Regions from separate parts of the Homo sapiens genome. Here all the other regions are linked to region 5. The links are chromatin contacts, found by Hi-C or POLR2A ChIA-PET in ENCODE. All regions are on one chromosome and are shown on one strand. The core of a region is the stretch at or near the end of the contact, and the rest is flanking DNA. Distances in the headings are between cores, read along the strand shown. Region 1 has its middle 22 kb from the start of LINC01732. Region 2 holds the start of NCF2 (neutrophil cytosolic factor 2). Region 3 has its middle 86 kb from the start of CACNA1E. Region 4 has its middle 39 kb from the start of LINC01732. Region 5 has its middle 19 kb from the start of LINC00272. Region 6 holds the start of SMG7-AS1 (SMG7 antisense RNA 1).

Region 1 (3,054 bases), core at 356-2,855, 1.3 Mb before region 5:
ATCTGTGAAATGGGAATGGTAACATCACACTAGATTCTTGTCAAGATCAAAAAAAGATGATGTACTTATATGAGTACCTAGCACCATGCTTTGTTGACATTGACATGTGAGACCCTTTCTCTCAGACTCTATCCTGATTGCATCAGAATTCTACAAGGCCTGGCATCCACTTATCAAGGGTATTAATTTCCTCCACGAGGCTGCTTTGACCTCCAGAACCCAGCGGGCGTGCTCTTCTGAACTCTCCACCTTATCACCTCCATGGATCATATCTTGCTTTGCTGAGTGTGCTTTCTATTCCTGTATCTGCATTTTACTTCCTCGATTAGGGTGTAATCTCTTTCCAAGCAGAAGCTTTCATCTTTTTAAAATGTTCCATTTTTGCATTTTAGCGCCGTGCCTTTTTGCACATAGCGCTTGCTCAAAAAATAGGGATCGGTTGATATTTTATCTACTTTTGTGTCCTAAAAATTGCCCCAGAGTCATGAGCTGAACTTAGCTTACATGAGGTCGTTACTACAAAGTCACAACATGTTTATTCATTTATCTGTTTATGTGGTAGCCCTACCATGACTCACACATCCAAATGAGGATTGCAGCCGTATAAGGGGCACTGTGAAGGCTGACTGTGATTCTGGGAGCCTGTCACCTCGCAAAACATTTTTGGAACTCCTGCTTTGAATCAGTGCCAGAGTTGCAGTGGTGAATCTTCACACCTCCTGGGAGGAGTTATTTTTGGAAACAGTGAAAATCTGTCTGGTCACATTTGGTAGGTGTGGTCATTCAGGGCCTGAGTGTGAGGAGGGATGCTCAGTGGAGTGATAATTAGTTAATATTTAATTGGCCATTTCCAATGTGTCAGCCAGTTTACATCCACTGTCTTATTTTAATCTTAATGTGACCTCTATGAAGTAGGTGGTCTTGTTATCACCATTTTATAGAAAAGGGACCCTGAGGCACAGAGAGTATAAACCACACTCTGTACAGGGACTCCATGGCTTTTTACCCATTATTAAGCTAGTGTAGCAGGCACAGGGGACATACCCAAGTAACCCTTATGTACCCTAGCAGAGATGAGGGACCTGGACACCTTTTTTAAAAACAATAAGGCCAAGGACAGCCACATTTGGATTAGTGGGAGCAGGGGGAGAGTATGGGGAATGCGGGAACCCGGGAGGAGCTAAGAAAACTGGTCAGATCCTGCATCATAGGTGAGTACAGGCACCCCAGGGGGCCCAATGGGAGAGACCAGAGAAGGGAGGAGAGCACTGGGGCTTGTTTGGGAACCTCTGAGTGGGTAAAGATGGTCACTAAAATCTCCAACCAAAGGAATTCTTTTTATGCCTCTCTTTTTTGCTTTCTTAAAATTGTATTCATACTTGCTGATTATAAAAGGAGTTCAAGTTCATCGTAGAAAACTTAGAAAATATAGAGAAGTGATAAAGAAAATAAAAGTCATCTGTAAATGTCCCTCTCCTCCCCCAGGCCTCAGGCTTTGCTAAGACAAGGCCGCTGAGCAGATCAGCACACATCGGGTTATTTATAAAGCTCCCGCCTTCCTCTCCACCCACTCCCCTCTCTCTTGGCTACGGAGAAGCCTTCGGCCAGGACATTCCCTTGCAGCCTACTCAAGCTGCTATATAAAGCCCTGCACTTCTCGGGGCTGGATCAGAACGTTCCTTATCTCTCTGCAGCAGGACGCTGATAATCTGCCCAGCTGGCAGGCGCTCTGAGGTCGGCTTGGGCTGCTGCTCTCAGGGCCTACAGCCCCCGTGTGGTCGTCTTCTCTGGTTCCCACTGAAACTTGGCCAACAACACTAACTGAAACCTCAAATATAGGAAGTTGTTGGCTTGTTTCATTAGAGGGCAGTTGCCAGACAGCTGAGATGAACTTAATGGGCTTGGCATGGGTGACTGGTGTGTCCAGCACATTCAGGCTTAGTGGTCAATACTGATGGCCCATCGTAACGTCCCCTTCGGAAGCAGCTGTGCCAGCTCCCTCCTTCCCCAGCCCCCACCCCTGTTCCATCCCCTCTCTGCATTAGTGCTTGGCTCAGAGTCTTCTTCATCCATATGGCTTCTACAGGCAAAGGCCTTCTGTGGCCAGGTGGCCTGCTGCATTGCAGTGCCACAATTCCAGGCTGGACTTCTACCTAATTGAGAGTGGACCACAGCAGACGTACTTGCTCTGCCTAGAAAATAAGTTTTGTCATGAGAGGCAGAACCATCTTATTGCTGTAAGTCAGGGCAGAGGAGTGTGCAAAAGAGGCAAGGTATTATCCTGAAAAAATACACAGGTTTTAAATCGGAGCTGGTGTGACATCCTAGCTTCTCCACTTAGAAAGAAGTGTGATCCTAAGTAAGTTATGTAACCCCTTCGAAGCCTGGTTTTCTCATCTTTAAAATGTAGAGTGATATTTCCATCTTAGAACTGTTGTAAAATGTAAATAAGATGACATATGTAAAGCACTGAAAACATACATCAGATGGCATTATGGTAGCTATTTTTTTGTTTTGTTTTGTTTTGTTTTTGAGATGGAGTCTCACTCTGTTGCCCGGGCTGGAGTACAGTGGCACAATCTCGGCTCACTGCAACCTCTGCCTCCTGGGTTCAAGCAATTCTCCTGCCTCTACCTCTCAAGTAGATGGGATTACAGGCACCGACTACCACCCCCAGCTGATTTTTGTAGTTTTAGTAGAGACGGGATTTCACCATGTTGGCCAGGCTGGCCTCGAACTCCTGACCTCAGGTGATCTACCTGCCTCGGCCTCCCAAAATGCTAGGATTACAGGCATGCTAGGATTACAGGTGTGAGCCACCGTGCCCAGCCTTATGGTAGCTATTATAATTATTGTTAATAATATTATTATTTATGAACATTTGAATGAGAAAGAGTTGGTGGTTTCTTTTTTTCCTCTTAGATTCAAGATCCAATAGGGAAACTTTTGACCTTGGTTGTTAAGAAACCCATCTAGGCAGGTAGGTGTGTGTTTCCATTGATATTTAAATGAGTTTTTCAAGTGTTGAGAGAATTTTTTCAAAGCAACTTCTGG
Region 2 (3,085 bases), core at 389-2,888, 1.2 Mb after region 5:
AGCTGAGAAGTGAGTGGTGGCCCACACAACCTTGCCAAGGATCCCATATCCAGGCCAAGGCAGGAGGCTACAGTCCCTGCTGGCATAGCTGTGCCCAGACTAGCTGCCAATCTCTTCTCCTGGACAATGTGCACTTTGTGTCCATCAGCCCTCAGAATGTGTGGTGCTGTTCACTCAGCCCCTCAGCAGGCCCCTGAGAGGAGGTGGGGCCATGTCCTTCCTCCAGCCAGAGGTGGGGGGTCCTGCCATGCTCTGCCTTAGAGCCTGAGATTGACTTGTCAAGCTATGTGAGAACATTTCAGTCACTTCTCTGTCTTCCTGTCAGGAGGGTGTGGCTGAGGCTTGTTTACCTACTGTTGGAGTGTGGAAGGGACTGATTCTTTAAGGGACCTGGGGAGTCAACCACTGCCACACCTTGCAAAGACTGGCAGTAATCGGTAAAAATAATAACTAACTCTTATACAGTGGTGTGAAGTTCCACGAGACATTAATAGTTTGGCATCTCACTTAATTTTCATGATATTTAGAAACTCAGGAAGCTGAAAGCCAGATGTCTACATAGGCTACATAGCTTGCTTAAGACTAAAAGTCCAGAGAGAGACAGAGGCTAGGATTCGATCCTAGATCTTCTCCTTCCAAACTCCATACCCTTTCCACCTTACCACAACCAATCAAAAAAATAATTATCGAGAATGCTTAACTCCATACTATGGTATTTGAGTGAGAAAACATAACGAAAAAGATGCGAGACATCCCACACCATGCCCCCAGCAGACATCACTAGTCAATCACAGTACAATTTCCTCTTGCCAGCCTCAGCATCTTTAAAAGAGTCTCCTTTATAATTGATCAGAATTGTCACTTGGGATAAAAGCTATTTTTTGTAAGTGCCTCCCTTAAATCTCTTGAGCAGGCAAAGTCGACACACATGAAAGTCTTGGAAAGCCAAAAGAGGTGCCTTAGAATCAATAATCAGGTGTAAAGCGCTGGGATAGATAGAGATTCTGTGCCCAGAAGGAGTTCTGTGTAGAAGAAAGTACGACTAGGACAGCCTTCACAAAGGTGTTAAAGACACTTGTAGAATGATTTTAATTTAGAAGATGGAGAAAGAGGCAACCCTGGCTGCCCCTCACCTGCTCTCCACCTGGAGAGCTTTTAAAACTGGCTGCCTGGGGCCCCTCCCAGACCAGTTAAATCAGGCTGTCTAGGGGTGGAGCTTGGGCAACTTTTGTTCTTTTCAATCTCCCCAGAGGTTAGGTTTCCGAAATGCAATGGGGTTGAGAATCATAATAACAAATGCACAGAGGAGGCCCGGAAAGAGGCACCTCCACTCACCTTCTCTGCTTCAGTCATGTTCTTCAGGATAGTGTACATGCAGCCAATGTTGAAGCAAATCCGGGAGTGGGGGTCCTGGACGGCACTGAAGGCATCCAGGGCTCCCTTCCAGTCCTTCTTGTCCGCTGCCAGCACCCCTTCATTCCAGAGGCTGATGGCCTCCACCAGGGACATGATTAGGTAGAAACTAGGAGGCCAAGAGAGCTGCCAGGAGACAGAGAGAAGACAGGTTGGAGCGTCTCCCCTAGCAGGGCTGCCTTAGTGGCCCCCAAGGTGTTCACTTTCTGGGCCAGATGAGTAGAATGGGGCCCAGCCTCCCTTAAGATAACTTCTCAGTGTTGCAAATGCATCAGGAAATGTCCCCACCTTTTGGCAACTGACTCATAACCCTACCATGAGAGAGAAAAGGAAAGAAGCAGAGAGAGAGAGGGCGAGTAGGGGTGGAGTGTGGAGGAGAGAGGAAGTACATCAGCTGCTGCCTGAAGGATCAGTTCCCCAAAATGCTTCTGCTCTGTCACCCAGCTCCTCTTCTCTCTCCCACCCCTGTTCTGTGGCAGCTTCTGGCCAAAGTTCTGCTTCTAGAGCCAGGGTAACCTTGGCAGGTAGAGGCACCTCCCTGGTGATAATGACAGGAGGCAGCCAAATGCCTAGGCAGATAGGGGCAGGTCCCTGGTGAAACCCCACCTTCAAGCCAAAAACAGCCTGAAGGCTGAAAGACTAGGCTACTGGTCCCAAATGAAACCCGTGACCTAGAGTGAGAACTTCTGTTCCTGTTTGTCTGCTCTTTCCCAATTAATTATTTCTGACTAATGCCTTTTAACCAATTGAATGTTGCCTTTTCCAGTACTACCTATGTCCTGCCCCTCCCCTATTCTGAGCCCATAAAAGCCCCAGACTCACCCGCACTGGGGGGACTTTCCTGCCTTTGGGTAGGGGAACCACCCCTGCATCCCCTCTCCACTGAAAGCTGTTTTCATCACTCAATAAAACTCCCCACCCAGGCCGAGTGGGCAGGCCATCTCCTGCAGCAGGTAGTGTGGCCCACTGAGGCCTGGGCAGGGTGTCACCAGCCAGAGGTTCCTGGCTTACAAAGTGATGGAGAAAAAATCCTGTGTCACTGGGCCTTGATTTCCACACCCTTGTTAAATGGGAGTGTCAGATGAGAGGATAATTCTTTCCAGTCTTGAATGAATTCCTTGCTCACTTTTTTGTAATCCCATAGGCTGTATTAATATGTTAGTGTTTATCTTGAGCTGAAATTATCATTAACAAATTTTTGAGACAGGATAATCTTTGGAGATCCATCTGATCTGGGCCTGAAATAACTTTTTTTTTTTTTTTTTTGAGACGGAGTTTCACTCTTGTTGCCCAGGCTGGAATGCAGTGACACGATCTCAGCTCATTGCAACCTCTGCCTCCTGGGTTCAAGCAATTCTCCTGCCTCAGCCTCCTGAGTAGCTGGGATTACAGAAGCCTGCCACCACGCCCTGCTAATTTTTGTATTTTTAGTAGAGATGGGGTTTCACCATGTTGGCCAGGCTGATGGTCTCGAACTCCTGACCTCAGGTGATTCGGCCTCCTCGGCCTCCCCTCAAAGTGCTGGGATTACAGGAGTGAGCCACCGTGCCCAGCCGAAATAACTTTTATGAACATTCATGAAGTTCAGAGGGGACCAATTTCCTGCAAATGTCAAAATTGGGAGCCACATGACAGTGAATTATGACTTCTCCCATCTTCCAGTGAAAAATTG
Region 3 (3,295 bases), core at 531-3,030, 1.0 Mb before region 5:
AACCCTGGTACAGTGTGGGAGGGGACCGCACAAAGGTGAACATCCCAGGAGGTGGGGTCATCTTGGAAGCTGGCTACCACATCAAGCATGACAAGAACAATTGGTCATTGGGTTTAGCAATGTGGAGGGCATTGATAACCTTAACAAAAGCGTGGGGAGAAAAGTTTGATCAAAGTTGGTGTAAGAAGGGATGGGAGGAGGAGAACTGAGACAGTGAATAGAAATGACTCTTTTGAAGAGTTTGTCACAAAGGAGAACAAAGAAATCAGGAAATAGCTGATGAAGGAAGTGGTTTTTCTAAGATGAGAGAAACAACAGTATGTTTGCACATTGATAGGAGTAATCCAACGAGTGAAAAATTGATGACGCAGAAGAGAAAGGTAATTGCTGGAGCCTGGTCCTGAGTAGAACAATGTGGAATAACATAGAAACAGAGATTCCCTCAACCCAGAATAAATAGTTTACGCTAAAACAGATAAAATTACCCACTACATTCTTATAGAGACAAGAGGTATCAGATCTCAAGAGTTTAAGGAAAATAAATCACAGGAGAGAAATCTTAAAATTGGGAAAATTATTTCCATTAACTACTTCTTCTTCTGGGACTTGGGTAAAGACTGGAGCTACTTTATTTTAAGAGTAGAACACATCTGTCCAGCCTGCAGAAGATGCCTGGTTTGAACACCTCTGCAGCGAACCTGGCCAATGGAACAGCTGGGACTCCCTTGCAAGCTGCAGACCTGCTTTGTAGGGTAGTTCCAAGCCCTGAAGATAGGTGGGTTTTCTGCCACCAGATGAGGGAATTCTAGAGGCAACCAAACAGACCTTCACAGTAAAAAAGGGCAGAGGTCTACAGGAGCTCTCAGAATGTCTCTGGGAGGGTCAAGAGCATCAGTCCTCACTGATGCCTCCCATGCTCCCAGCAGGCCTCACATTATAGAATTCTCTTCTATTACTACGTCTCACCACAATAATGGTGGATGGGAACTCTGTCCTGAACCCTTACAAAACCCAGGCCCCTGCCTCGGTGAGTTTTTTGTTTATTTCCAGGCCGGAGTGCAGTGGCACGATCTTAGCTCACTGCAACCTCCACCTACCGGGTTCAAGTGATTCTCCTGCCTCAGCCTTCCAAGTAGCTGGGATTACAGGCATGCGTCACCACACCAGGCTAATTTTTGTATTTTTAGTAGAGACGGGGTTTCACCGTGTTGGCCAGGCTGGTCTCGAACTGGCCTCGAGTGATCCGCCTGCCTCGGCCTCCCAAAGTGCTGGGATTACAGGTATGAGCCACTGCGCCTGGACAGGGTGGGGTGTTTCAGCCTCTCATCACGTCACTAGGAAGACTCCAGGAAAAAGGAGGAAAGTGAGAAAAACTTTTGTATGGGCTACATCAGCGATGCTTAGAATCCAGCTCCAGGACCTGGTGTCCCTCCCCCTCATCCCGTCTTGTCCTTCCCTCTCCCTGCTGAGCTCCGCAGCCCTGGGGATTCCACATGTAGCCCTTACCCTTCTTGTACTCCAGTCAGTTCTCATTGGCATTCTCCTGGTTCTCAAAATGCTTTTACCCTATTGGCTAGGGCAAAAAATGACCTGAGAGATCCTGGACACTCTCCTAGCAACTGTGCCAGAGCTGGTGGCCATCGCCTTTTTGCAGAGACAGATGCTCCTGTAACAGGAACAAATCAATTAGCCAGCCTGCTGCTAATGTGCAAATGTCACCTTATTAAGCTAGTGTCTGCCTGGGGAAGCCGCCTCTTTCTCCTGTCCCCACTCTGAAGCTCAGCCCTCTGCTGTTGCTTCAACCTCTGTCTCTTCTGAGGTCAATTGTAAAATGAAACTGCTGCCATCTGAACATCTATGAAAGCCACAGGCTCTACCCAGATGCCTTGGCTGAGAGGAGGGGCAGTTTAATTTCCCTTCCTTCTCTGAAGAGTCTTGACGTGCAAGGACCAGCTCTCCCTTTATCACCATTTCCAGAAAAACACAAACAAGGCAAAACAAAATAAAAACAAAACTTTGCACCTATTTTTGGTGCCAAAACCTTAAATTAGATTAAGATCACATCAATTTCTTCCATAAGCTTTGTAGCTTAGGAAGTGCATGCTCACACTTTATTTTATTTAACCCTCATAATAAATCTATTGGAGGAAAGGACAATTATCTCCATATTACAGATGAGAAAACTGAGGCCCAGAGAGGTTGGCTGACTTGCTCAAGGATATTAAGCCAGTAAATTGCAAAGCCAGGGCTGGAAGAAGGGCAAGAAGGGCCAGAAAAGCTGATTCAAAGCGCAGGAACTCTGGAGGCACCTCCTGGCAGCTGGAGCAGGGTGTGCGGAGTGCCCTCCCTCCATGAGCTAAAGGAGGACTGGCTTCCATGAAGCACCAGCATTGCTCTGTCACCCCCACCCAACCTGGTCACCTTTCACTATGACCACTTTCCATCCTGTCTCACTTTCAGAAACGAGGTCTGAGCAGTGCAGCTGGACCTACTATAGTCATAGTTTCCACTGGCTTTGACTTCATCAAGCGAAAACCAACACCCCTTTGAAATCTGTAGCCCCATCCCTAAAAATCAGCCTTTCAGCTTGAATCAAAAGGCAAAAGGCAATGGAGATCCAACTGGAAACAGAGCTCCCTTCCTCCCTTCCAGGCAATGCTGCTGTGTAGAAGGTCACTTCAGAAATTCTGTCTACACTATGAGGACATAAATATTAGGGAGAATCTCCTCTGCCTCACATGAACCTGGGTCCTTCAGTGAGTCCCCCCACCACATCCCCTCAATCCTTTGATTCTTCCCAGTATTGTGACCTTTCCGTCCTTCCTCTGAAGTTGTAGGAGTTGATTCTTCCCAAAATAACCTGAGTAATGGCTTGCAGGAAAGTTACAATTAGCTTTTCACAGGGAAGAAAGTTTAGAGAGTTTTTTTTTTTTTAAAGGAAAAGAGGTAGAAGGAAAAAAAAAAAGCAAATGAAAAATCTTGTGGTCTTCTAAGTCAATTTAGAAAACACTGAGTTATTTCCGTAGAGCTATTCTGACAGGAGATACATTGATTTTTGGCCTCTCTTCATTGTTTTTATTGCTGATTACATCCTCTTTTTCTAGATTGTCCCAGGTGGCCACAGGTGAATGAATTGTGTTTACTTACAGACCACTGATTTCTGTGTTGACACACATTGATTTCAGCTCAGAGTAAGAAAGATCATCCTAATAGAGCTATCTAAAGTTGGAATAGTTGCTTGGGTGGTGGGGGAAAGAGGGTGGTAATGAAATAGTGAAATCCCTGTCAACGGAGG
Region 4 (3,291 bases), core at 505-3,004, 1.3 Mb before region 5:
CAGTCAGCATGACCTTGACCCAAGGCACAGACAGGTTCCTGCGGCTCCTGGCCTGGATGGGATACGCCCACCTCCCACAGGCTCCTGAGAGAGCACATGGCCGTAATCCTCCAGCCTCACACCTGCTACCCCTCGCTTCACAACTTCTTCTACCCTGAGAAACCCCACACTTGTCATTCCCTCCCCACCTTCATTTCCCTTCCTGGAATGTCCTCTCTGCCTTCTCTACCTGAATTCCCTGTGTTCCTTCAAGAGGCTCAGGCGACAGACCCTGTAGGTGAATTCAGTGCATTCTCTGCACACCCAGCCCGCACTGCCTGCCCACATGCCTGCGTGGGAATGGTTAAGACCAGATTTCTCCAGCAGCCTTCAGCCTTTGCTTCCCAGGCCTAGTGGCCCCCAGCACAGAGCAGGCGCTCAGGGAAGGTGAATTAATGAGTGCAGCTGAGGTAAGGGCAGCGGCCAGGGCCTGCCTGCAGATATTCATGCCATTTGGGCTGCTCTCCTGTTTTGAAATGAGGAAATTGTGGGCCGGGCGTGGTGGCTCACGCCTGTAATCTCAGCACTTTGGGAGGCCAAGGCGGGCAGATCACCTGAGGTCGGGAGTTCGAGAACAGCCTGACCAACATGGAGAAACCCCGTCTCCACTAAAAATACAAAATTAGCTGGCGTGGTGGCGCATGCCTGTAATCCCAGCTACTTGGGAGGCTGAGGCAGGAGAATTGCTTGAACCCAGGAGGCAGAGGTTGCAGTGAGCCGAGATCGTGCCATTGCACTCCAGCCTGGGTGACAAGAGTGAAACTCCGTCTCAAAAAAAAAAAAAAAAAAAAGAGGAAATTGTGGTTCCCCCAGAAGAAGAGAGACTTGTCAAAGGTCATTCTGTAAATGACAGAGTTGGCATTTATTAAGTCTCAGGTTTGAGATTGTTGCCTCCAGGGTTTTTCCGGCTTTGTGTTGACAATGCCAGATTTTCAAGGCGGGGTGGAGGAGCGTGGGAATTAGGGGAAGCTGCTATGTGACCCGCATCTTTCCTCTGTCTTCCACCCAAGTGTCCTTGTGCCCCCAGCTACTTTCTCCAATTTGCCTGATTTCATCCTGGGTGTTTTGTGTTTGGCTTTCACTACTGACTTCTCCTGTGGGCCCCCTGACAGTGACCGTGACTCTTAAACAGCCTTGTGGTTTCACAGTGCCATCCCTGCCAGGCGCTAGTTTCTTCAGAGCCTTGGTCCCCCAGCTTGGGAGCCTGGGGATGGGTGTGCCCCATGGGAGGGGCAGGCAAGGACAGAGAGCAGCGAGACTGTAGTGGGGTGTTTCTGCCTGTGTGTCCCTGGGTGTCTGCATCTGCGTGGCAGCAGCCCAGCATGAGGCTGAGGGTGAGGGAGGCATGCCCGGGCATGTCTGCTGGGGCAGGCTGGCCAGGTTCCTGAGAAGACCAAGGAGATCCTTGGGAGAGGTGACTGGATCTGAGGCATGGAGAGAACGCCCGAGTCGGGAGGGAGGCGAGCCGGAGCAGGGATGGGTATTGATGAGGAGGCTGTAATGGGGGTGGCTGGTAGTAGTGGTGGGTAGCATTTATTGACTACTTACCAGATGCCTGGCACTGGGCTTAGGTCTTTTACATATATTGGATCGTTTAGTCCTTAGAACAACACCATGAAGTGAGATTTATCTCCGCTTTTCAGATTTTACATTTTGCAGTTTACAGATAAGGAAACTGAGGCTCACGTCACCAGTCATCATTGGAGTCCCTGCCTGTCTGAGCCTCTGACTACTGTCCTCTCTGGAGAACTTGAGAGCCCTTGTGGGGACATCTGGAACTGCTGGGTGGGGTTCTAGGGGTGGGGGAGCTGCAGCGGTGTGGTTCAGAGCCAGGCAAATATGGATTTCTATTGTTTTTGTGTCTCAGACTGGCAGGGTCTAAGAAGCCTTGGGTAACTTTTATAGATCTTTAAAAAACTGAATTGTTTTCACCCTGGATTCCAAGATAATAAACTTTCTTTAGCCTTTGTTCATAAGGAGGTGCAGCTTTCTCTAAAAGACTCCTTCAGAATGCTGCCTGTGATGGCTCCTCTGGGCCATACTACTACGAACCGGCATAAAAACTACAGCTCAAACCCTCCTGGGTCAAATTACAGAAGAAAACAATTCCTGGAGTGTCATAGTTGGCCACAAGCTGAACATGAGTAAGCAGCAGAGATGCTGATTTATAAGAAAAAGCTGATTTGTGACAGTGTGATCTGCAAAAGAGGGAACTGTCCTCCGCCTGCAATTTGTGTAAGGCCGAGTGACTTCCTCTGAGTTGTTCCCAAGGCTTTATTTCTAGACCGCTTGTTAGGAACGCAGAACCCCTTGCCTTGCAGAATTACTGTGGGAATGGAGGCACAGTTCTGAAGCTAGCTTGGAAATGCCCACCTATAGCTCAGAACCTCATATTTATGAGAAAACAATAGGAGAAAGCAATTCAGCTGTGATGTGCAGCTGATTTTCACCATTCCTTTGCTATGACCAGGAAATGCCCCATTGGACACTTTGTGAAGGGAGCGATGATGTCATGGCCAGAGGCACAGCTTCTTTTAATATTCAGGTTGTTAGTATTTGGCGAAGCCTGCCTCTTTCCACCCCCAACCCCTACTGGATTTTTCTGGAAGGCTTTTAGCTCTTCCCTCAATTGTGCGCACGTGTGCACACACACACAGAGACACACACACGGACATACCCCCCACAGACAGACACAAACATATCATATACATAGAGACACACACACAGACACACTACACACATAGACACACCACACACACAAAGACACACCACAGACACACAGACACTCCACACACAGACACACCACAGACACACAGACACACCACACACATACCACACAGATAGACACACCACACAGACACACCACAGACACACAGACACACCACACACACAGACACACCACAGACACACAGACACACCACACACACAGACATACGCCACACACACAGACACACATCACACACAGACACACCACAGACACATAGACACACCACACACAGAGACATACGCCACACACACAGACACACATCACACACAGACACACCACAGACACATAGACACACCACACACACACAGAGACACGGAGCACGCACACAGACAGCGGGGCCTGCCTTGAGCAGCTCCTCACCTCTGTGGATGCGTGACCACTTCCCTCACCCCAGTGTCTCTGACTCCCAGGGTGAGATGCTCCTTCACACACTGTCCTAAAGTCTGACAACAACAATATGCCAATGGTTAGTCCTGCCTCCAAAA
Region 5 (3,560 bases), core at 603-3,102:
CTACATAATAGGAGATTATAAGAAACATACTAATTGAAGAAGAAAATTCGCATTGACAGTGGAAAGAACGAGATAGCAGTCTGACAAGAGAATAAACTCTGACAAGCAGAACAAAATCCTAAAAGATCTTAACAGTTTGGGGCTAAGTGTAAATAATCACAGCACTCACCCTGTATCCTTCTCCCACCGCTCATGGTGCTCCTGTATGATGTGGGACAGGATAAGTAAGTGAGCCATAAACAATTAAAAGTTAAGTACATTCAAAATACTTTATCAAAGATGGCAGAGATGGCTCAACACACTTTAACAATATTAATGTCTAAAATGGTTTTAAGACTAAAAAACCAAAAACTATTTTCATTCCAGTTTCCTAAACAATTTGATGGCAGGTAAACTGAAGTTTCATTGTCACTAAAAAGTGATTCGTGTGCATAACGATTACTAAGCTCAGAGGACTAGCAAAAGCTTCAAATCTCAAAGTCATCATACCTCATTTTCTGGTATAATAAAGTAAATCAACAAAAACACAACTTTAAATCAACAAGATATTTCAAAAATAAATAAATATTGAGCAGAAATGGCTATTATGCCATCAAAGTATAAGTGGCACAGTATATTATATATGAAATTTTTTTTGAGACAGGGTCTTGTGCTATCAGCCAGGCTAGAGTGCAGTGGAACAATCACAGCTCACTGCAGCTGTGACTTCCCAGACTCAAGTGATGCTCCCACCTAAGTTGGTGGGACTACAGGCATGCACCACCACACCCAGCTAATTTTTTATTTTTTGTAGAGATGGGGTCTTGTCATGTTGCCCAGGCTAGTCTTGAACTCCTGGGCTGAAGCCATCCTCCTATCTTGGCTTCCCAAAGTGCTGGGAGTAAAGGTGTGAGCAATCACACCTGGCCTATGTATGATACTTTTTAAAAATTATTATTTTTTTCCTTTTTGAGACAGAGTCTCCCTCAGTCACCTAGGCTGGAGTGCAGTGCCACTATCTTGCCTCACTGCAACTTCCGCCTCCCAGGTTCAAGCGATTCTCCTGCCTCAGCCTCCCGCGTAGCTGGGGTTACAGGTGCCTGCCACCACGCCTGGCTAATTTTTGTATTTTTAGTAGAGATAGGTTTTTACCATGTTGGCCAGGCTGGTCTTGAACTCCTGACCTCAGGTGATCCGCCTGCCTTGACCACCCCAAAGTGCTGGGATTACAGGCATGAGCTACTGTGCCTGGCTAAAAAATTAATTTAGAAAAACTGGAAAACTGAAAAAGAAAAAGAAAGAAGGGATGAAAGTTCTTGTCCTGGGTCTACCAAAAGGGTGGCAAATAAGCCTTTGTGTTCCTGAAGTCTGGATCCTTCTAGTCACCCAGGAGAGAAGACAGTTTTTTTGTTTTGCTTTGTTTTTTGTTTTTTCCCTAAAATGCAAGCCCCTTCTGGTGGTACAGTACTCAAACTATTGAAGAAGGGTCAGGATGGACCTTTTGGGTTTTAGGAGATTAAAAAGCAAGCAACAGTCCACCCTGCAAGAAATCCCAGAGACTGGGAAGGGCACAAGACTGTGGGTTTGGCTGGCAGTAGATGCAATCACTCATTCTGAGCAAGACCTCAGAGGAAACAGCAAGAGCTGATGGGATCCAGTGGGTCAGAAGGCTCTGAGGCCCATGAAAGGAGCACTGGTGTTGGAGGTGGCTCAGGGTGAATGTGGTCGCTCAGAGAGCTGTCCTCCTAAAAAAGCCCCTGCTGGCTTGAGCAGGAACCAAGCTGTGGCAGCCCCTTTATTTCAGTGGGCTACAGCACTAGGGAGCTATGAAGTCAGTTCCCCATGGTAGATGAGGGTGAGAGGTGGAGGGTAAGAAGGGTGGGGACTTGTTACCATAGCAACGTCAAGAACACTATTCATGCCTCTCCCTTTTCTGAGAATGGTTGGCTATTCAACAGATTTTGAGACTGTATTAGCCGTGGGATTCTTAGAGAAAAGGGGAAATCGAGGTGGATGATGAAGGGTCCATTTCCTGACAGTCTTGGGGGCTAAAGCCAGTTTTTTCACTTCAGAAATGAGTGACATGGCCAGACACCATGGCTCACGCCTGTAATCTCAGCACTTTGGGTGGCTGAGCTTGGCCAACATGGTGAAACCCCATCTCCACCAAAAATACAAAAAATTAGCCAGGCATGGTGGCACACACCTGTAATCCCAGTTACTCAGGAGGCTGAGGCATGAGAATCACTTGAACTCGAGAGGCAGAGGTTACAGTGAGCCAAGATTGTGCCACTGCATTCCAGCCTTGGTGACAGAGTGAGACTCCACCTCAAAAAAAAAAAAAGTGAGTAACATTACTTCCGCTCAGAGAGTGTGAAAATGTTTATGTATAATTTTTACATCTGCATAGGCAGAAAATCAGGAAAAATAACTATGTACTCTCTTGCCTGATGTTCTCATAGCCAAGCTGTTGATTCTTATGACCATTCAAATGATGAGAGTTATTTTGATGCACCTGAGTCAACTTTCAGAATGACCCCAATAACTGCAAATTGTTGCTCTGGGTAATATGAAAGTTCTCACTTCTCTTGATGGGAAACTCAAGCAAGTTTCCTCTCGCAGTGGCATATTCAGGGCCCAGGCCTGATTTTCAATGTGGTGTGGCACAAGGCTGTTCTGGAACATCTTGGGCTGGGTAACTATTAATACTTGGCTAAAGCACCACAGTACCAAATCTTGTTGATGCAGGGGGACTGGTAAGACCACCTAGGAGGGACTTCATGTTCTCAGAGGCCTTAAAGTAGCAGACCCTCATCTGTTTCCCTCACCTGAGAAACTGGGCTGTCTTTTATGGGTGTGAGTCCATGGTGGAAATAATGCTAATGAGAGTGGGCAGGTACTCTTACTTATAATCTGAAAAGGGTTTAGCAGGCTAAACCTTACACTGAAAAGGGTTTAATGGGTGATTTGTCGTGCTCTAACCTTGACTTAAGTAGTTTGGATTTTCTGTACTTGGCTCTCTTATGTCTCTCCTTCCAAGGACAGGAGAAATGGAAATCCTTTTCAGGTGGCCCAGGACTCCATTCCAGTCCAGCAATGTTCTCTGATTTTTCCTGAGTATTAAAGGTTCCTGATGAGAATGGAGAGGAGGAGAGAGAGTCACACTAAGGACCCTCCTGTGGGAGGAACCTTAGCCTCCAGGAGCAGCTCTTTCCATATTGTAGAACACCCGCTCCCCACTACATGCTTACAATGGCTTGGCTGAACCATGCCCCAAGAAGAAACAAAGCACCCACCTGGATGTGAGAACTGCCCCAACTCAAATGCCCTTACTTTCTCTAGAAAACAGACTTTTCTCTAATACCTACTCCAAGGACTTCCATTTTCAGCAACATGGCTGGCTGATTTAATTCCCCACCTCCCACCCCTGCAGGAAAAGACTTGCTGGATAAAATAAATAAGATACAGCCTTAAAAAAAAGAATTGTTTTTAGTCAAGATCTAAAGAAGAAAACCAAAATCCCCAGGTGATGAACTATAATATGTGACTCATAGCTAGAAGACAAGTTCATGAGTTGATCC
Region 6 (3,049 bases), core at 11-2,510, 1.0 Mb after region 5:
AAAATATAACTTGTAAAACGTCAATTTCTTCAAGTCATGGATGATGAATTTTCCAGCTATTTCTCATACACTTCATATTATTATTGACTTCGTTCTTTATTTCAGCTTTTTGGCCCGAAACCTGACACAAAACACACATAATAAATATCCAAAAAGATTTGTTCTAAGAATGAAACTTCTTTTCCTAGACTCCTTTCACCAGACAGATGTATCTAGGGTTCGTTCTTCTTGATCCTCTTTTATCCGATGTTTTCCTCTCTAACTCAACGACACAGAATGACGACTTTTAAAACACTGCAGACCCGTGAGAAGAGAAAGGTTGCAGAGCAGGGAGGAACTTGGAGGTCTGCCTTTAATAATCAAGCAGGATCCCCACTGCGGGGTGCCTATCAGAGTGATGGCGCTAGTCAGCCTTCCGGCTTGTCCCCGGCTTAAATGATAGAAAACCACGTGTTAGCCTTCTAGGATGTGTTCCCACCCTCACCCTGGCCTCCTCGCGGCAGGCTCGCGACAGCTAGGTCAGGAGGGAGTACGCGGGTGGGGTGGATTTGGGGGAGGGGTCGACTCGCCAGAAGTCGGCTATCCCCGTCGGCAGGGAAGGCATCGCGGCTGTCGTGTGCCGCTCTCCTCCCTCAGGGACCCCGTCCAGGCGGGATCCCGCCTCCCAGAGCCCAAGGCAGTTGTGGGGAAACCCCTTGCCCTTCCTCGCCGCTTGGCGCTGTCGCCTCGCCCTCCCGACTCCAGCCCGCCGCCCGCCAGCCTCCAGGCCATGCATCCTCTTCGCAGGCCCAGCCCTCTCCACGCCCGGCTCTGAGAGGAAACTACGGAGGTGGTTCCCGCTCGCAGGCGGGTGGAAAAGCCCATGGTGAATGCCTCGGGGTGTCCCCCCAGTTGCTGTGGGAAGTGGGAAGGGAGGAGGAAGTGGACTTCACCACCGGGGAGAACTATATCGATTCCTAACTTGGGGGAGGCCTTTAGATGGAAGGGAAGCCAACGGGGAACCCTGGGTGGTTTCCTGGGAATCCATTGGCCAAGGGGAGGGTGACCCTGTCCGCACACATCGGTTACTATGACAATATAACCACAGCCTCCAGTTGCCATGGCAGCTGCCTATCCAATCCGATTGTCTTCTCTTCCTCTCCGGGCCCCACCTTATCCCCTCCAAGAGTCTCCCAGCGTGCATGGGGAGGGGCTGCAGCGAAGAGGAGAGGGGGTCCTTCGAGTCACTCTCTACGCGCGAGGGAAGACAGGCGTTGAGGGACTGCTGGGAGGAACTGTAGGAGGAAGGGGCGGCGTTTCCGGTGGGGAAGAGTGGAGGCGTGCAAAAAGGAAGAGGGAAATCGGCAGGAGTGATAAGAAGGGGGAAGACTTTGAGTGTAACTCCCGTTCTTTTGGCCTGGGTGTTCCCGGTGGTGGGATTGGGATTGCCCCCTTGCGCGGGAGGAGAAGGGTGGATTGGCAGGAAGCCGCCAAGCGCCACCAGCCGGTCTCTCAGAAGCCGCACAGGCGCCACACAGCTCGTTGATCCCAAAAGGGAGCGCTACAGAGAGGCGGAAATCACTGAGGGACAGGCGCTGCTGAAATCTCGCGAGAGGGACCCCCTCCCTCGCCCGGTCGCCGACTTCCTCTGCTTCTCCTCTTTCCCCCGCCCCTCCTCCCTCCCCCTCCCCCCCGGGTCGGAGTGTCCCTGCGCCCCACGGGCCAGAGCAGCAGCGAGAGCAGCTTTCCCCACTCCCTCCCCCTCGCCTCATTCACCCCCACCCCCCTGCCGAGCGAGGAGGAGCCGGAGGAGAGGAAGATGGCGGCGGCCGCCAGCACCCGCGGTGCCGCGGGGCCGCTCCGAGGAGCCTGAGAGACCCACGGAGGCTTCGCGGGAAGACGCGGCGGCGGCGGCGGAGGATGAGCCTGCAGAGCGCGCAGTACCTCCGGTGAGTGCCGAGGCCGGGCTGGTACGTAGGGGGAGCGGGCCGCAGGTTGGGGCATGGAGCAACAGACACCGAGGTAAGTCCGGGGTGGCGGGGGAGTTGCTGCGTCCTCTCCTCGCCGGGCAGGTCGGCGGAGACTGCAAGGGGATCTGCGGGAGGGGGCGGAACGGGTATGGGTGCCTAGCCCCTACCGCCCGGGCTGAGCTCTGGCGAAGCCGGCTCGTCCCGGTGCGAGGAGGGAGGTTGGGGAAGCGTGAGAATGTGCGCGCGCGCCCTTGGTCTCGGGTTTGCTAGCGAGGGGTGGAGAGAAACGTCCGGGGAGGCGGCGGCGACCCCGAGTGGAGGTGGGTGTGGAGGAGTCTGATCCCCGTGGCAGGGGACTCGTGGTGTGGCGTGGGATTGGTTGGAGCGATGCATGAGTAGAGGACGGGGAGGAAGTCTGCACACCTGGGGTGTTGGGGCGGGGGAACCGCGGAGGGCAGACAGGGGGAGAGGGAGACCGCAGGAAACTGGAGCTTGTTCTTCATTCTCGGGTTGGGAGTATTGAGGAATAATGTCATCTGTAGTTAGTTGGCGGTGTGGGGAGGCGTGAAGGGGAATAGATGGGGAAGTGAGGAAAGAGGGAGGCACTGTGGACAAGGTTGGGTTTTTCAGAAGAAACTGGGTTAGAATCAGTGTAGTCGGAAGATACCATTCTGAGAGTCGTGTGTATTCATTAAGAGTGGTGTAAGGAACTTGTATGTCAGAGGTAGAGTGACACATGGGAATAGTGTGTGTGTGTGCGAGATGTGTGTCTGGGGTGGGGGGCGCGGCGATTGATGCACATTTCAGGATGAAGATGTAGATAGGTTGAACTTAGTACCTGATGGCGAGAACATATTGAATGGAAGGACACCAGCTTTTGTGTCAGCTGAAAGGTTCCATGGAAGCTGAGTAAGAGCTTGGAGGCAGAGGTAAAGTGGGTCAAAAATCTTGATAGAGAAAAGTAAGGTTGTTAGATCCTGAAATTAACTGGGGAGTGACTACTGCTTAGAAAAGGGGAAGACTTTAAAATTGGTCCTTTTTGTCTTTCAGGAGCAGAACTAAGAAAGGGAGGCCTTATGGAAAGATGTTTTTTAAAAAAT

What was found. A loop is a pair of places that touch in the nucleus more often than their neighbours do. ChIA-PET counts read pairs that join two places held with the same protein, here RNA polymerase II (POLR2A). Pooled maps may share reads with other maps.
Region 1: a map with no recorded cell type shows a loop between it and region 5 (13-fold over the local background). The contact joins two enhancer-like sites. A Hi-C loop is called at or near these places in 2 of 37 single-sample maps with no recorded cell type and 3 of 50 pooled maps.
Region 2: a loop to region 5 is called in a map with no recorded cell type, with 8 times the contacts of the local background. The contact joins the promoter of NCF2 here to the enhancer-like site in region 5. A Hi-C loop is called at or near these places in 4 of 37 single-sample maps with no recorded cell type and 3 of 50 pooled maps. POLR2A ChIA-PET finds 5 or more read pairs at or near these places in 1 of 52 experiments (GM12878).
Region 3: a loop to region 5 is called in a map with no recorded cell type, with 21 times the contacts of the local background. The contact joins two enhancer-like sites. A Hi-C loop is called at or near these places in 3 of 37 single-sample maps with no recorded cell type and 3 of 50 pooled maps. POLR2A ChIA-PET finds 5 or more read pairs at or near these places in 1 of 52 experiments (activated CD4-positive, alpha-beta T cell).
Region 4: a pooled map shows a loop between it and region 5 (8-fold over the local background). The contact joins two enhancer-like sites. A Hi-C loop is called at or near these places in 3 of 37 single-sample maps with no recorded cell type and 2 of 50 pooled maps.
Region 6: a loop to region 5 is called in a pooled map, with 6 times the contacts of the local background. The contact joins the promoter of SMG7-AS1 here to the enhancer-like site in region 5. A Hi-C loop is called at or near these places in 2 of 37 single-sample maps with no recorded cell type and 3 of 50 pooled maps.

Annotation. Positions count from the first base shown.
Region 1 is chr1:181,151,451-181,154,504 of GRCh38, forward strand. No RefSeq gene overlaps it. Among named protein-coding and RNA genes, the nearest start is that of LINC01732, 22 kb to the right of the region's middle. RefSeq lists enhancers at 463-3,054, 1,506-1,715 and a silencer at 1,555-1,839. Within about 2 kb of position 1,606, at least 23 of the 41 ENCODE cell types and tissues checked have a DNase peak (open chromatin) inside an H3K27ac peak, as active enhancers do.
Region 2 is chr1:183,588,821-183,591,905 of GRCh38, forward strand. NCF2 (neutrophil cytosolic factor 2) reads right to left here and starts at 1,639. Exons shown (of 15, transcript NM_000433.4): 1 at 1,336-1,639. The coding sequence starts at 1,509. RefSeq lists enhancers at 1,659-1,918, 2,029-2,368.
Region 3 is chr1:181,396,296-181,399,590 of GRCh38, forward strand. It overlaps a transcript of CACNA1E not described here. Among named protein-coding and RNA genes, the nearest start is that of CACNA1E, 86 kb to the right of the region's middle. RefSeq lists an enhancer at 2,218-2,327. Within about 2 kb of position 1,781, at least 2 of the 41 ENCODE cell types and tissues checked have a DNase peak (open chromatin) inside an H3K27ac peak, as active enhancers do.
Region 4 is chr1:181,133,762-181,137,052 of GRCh38, forward strand. No RefSeq gene overlaps it. Among named protein-coding and RNA genes, the nearest start is that of LINC01732, 39 kb to the right of the region's middle. RefSeq lists enhancers at 806-2,005, 1,173-1,592, 1,300-1,883, 2,203-2,252. Within about 2 kb of position 1,755, at least 28 of the 41 ENCODE cell types and tissues checked have a DNase peak (open chromatin) inside an H3K27ac peak, as active enhancers do.
Region 5 is chr1:182,424,684-182,428,243 of GRCh38, forward strand. No RefSeq gene overlaps it. Among named protein-coding and RNA genes, the nearest start is that of LINC00272, 19 kb to the left of the region's middle. Within about 2 kb of position 1,853, at least 2 of the 41 ENCODE cell types and tissues checked have a DNase peak (open chromatin) inside an H3K27ac peak, as active enhancers do; they include GM12878, where a contact is called at or near this core.
Region 6 is chr1:183,470,722-183,473,770 of GRCh38, forward strand. It overlaps SMG7-AS1 (SMG7 antisense RNA 1), which reads right to left and starts at 1,261. Exons shown (of 5, transcript NR_040063.1): 1 at 1-1,261. It overlaps SMG7 (SMG7 nonsense mediated mRNA decay factor), which reads left to right and starts at 1,778. Exons shown (of 23, transcript NM_001375584.1): 1 at 1,778-1,928. The coding sequence starts at 1,900. RefSeq lists an enhancer at 829-1,460 and a silencer at 1,616-1,765.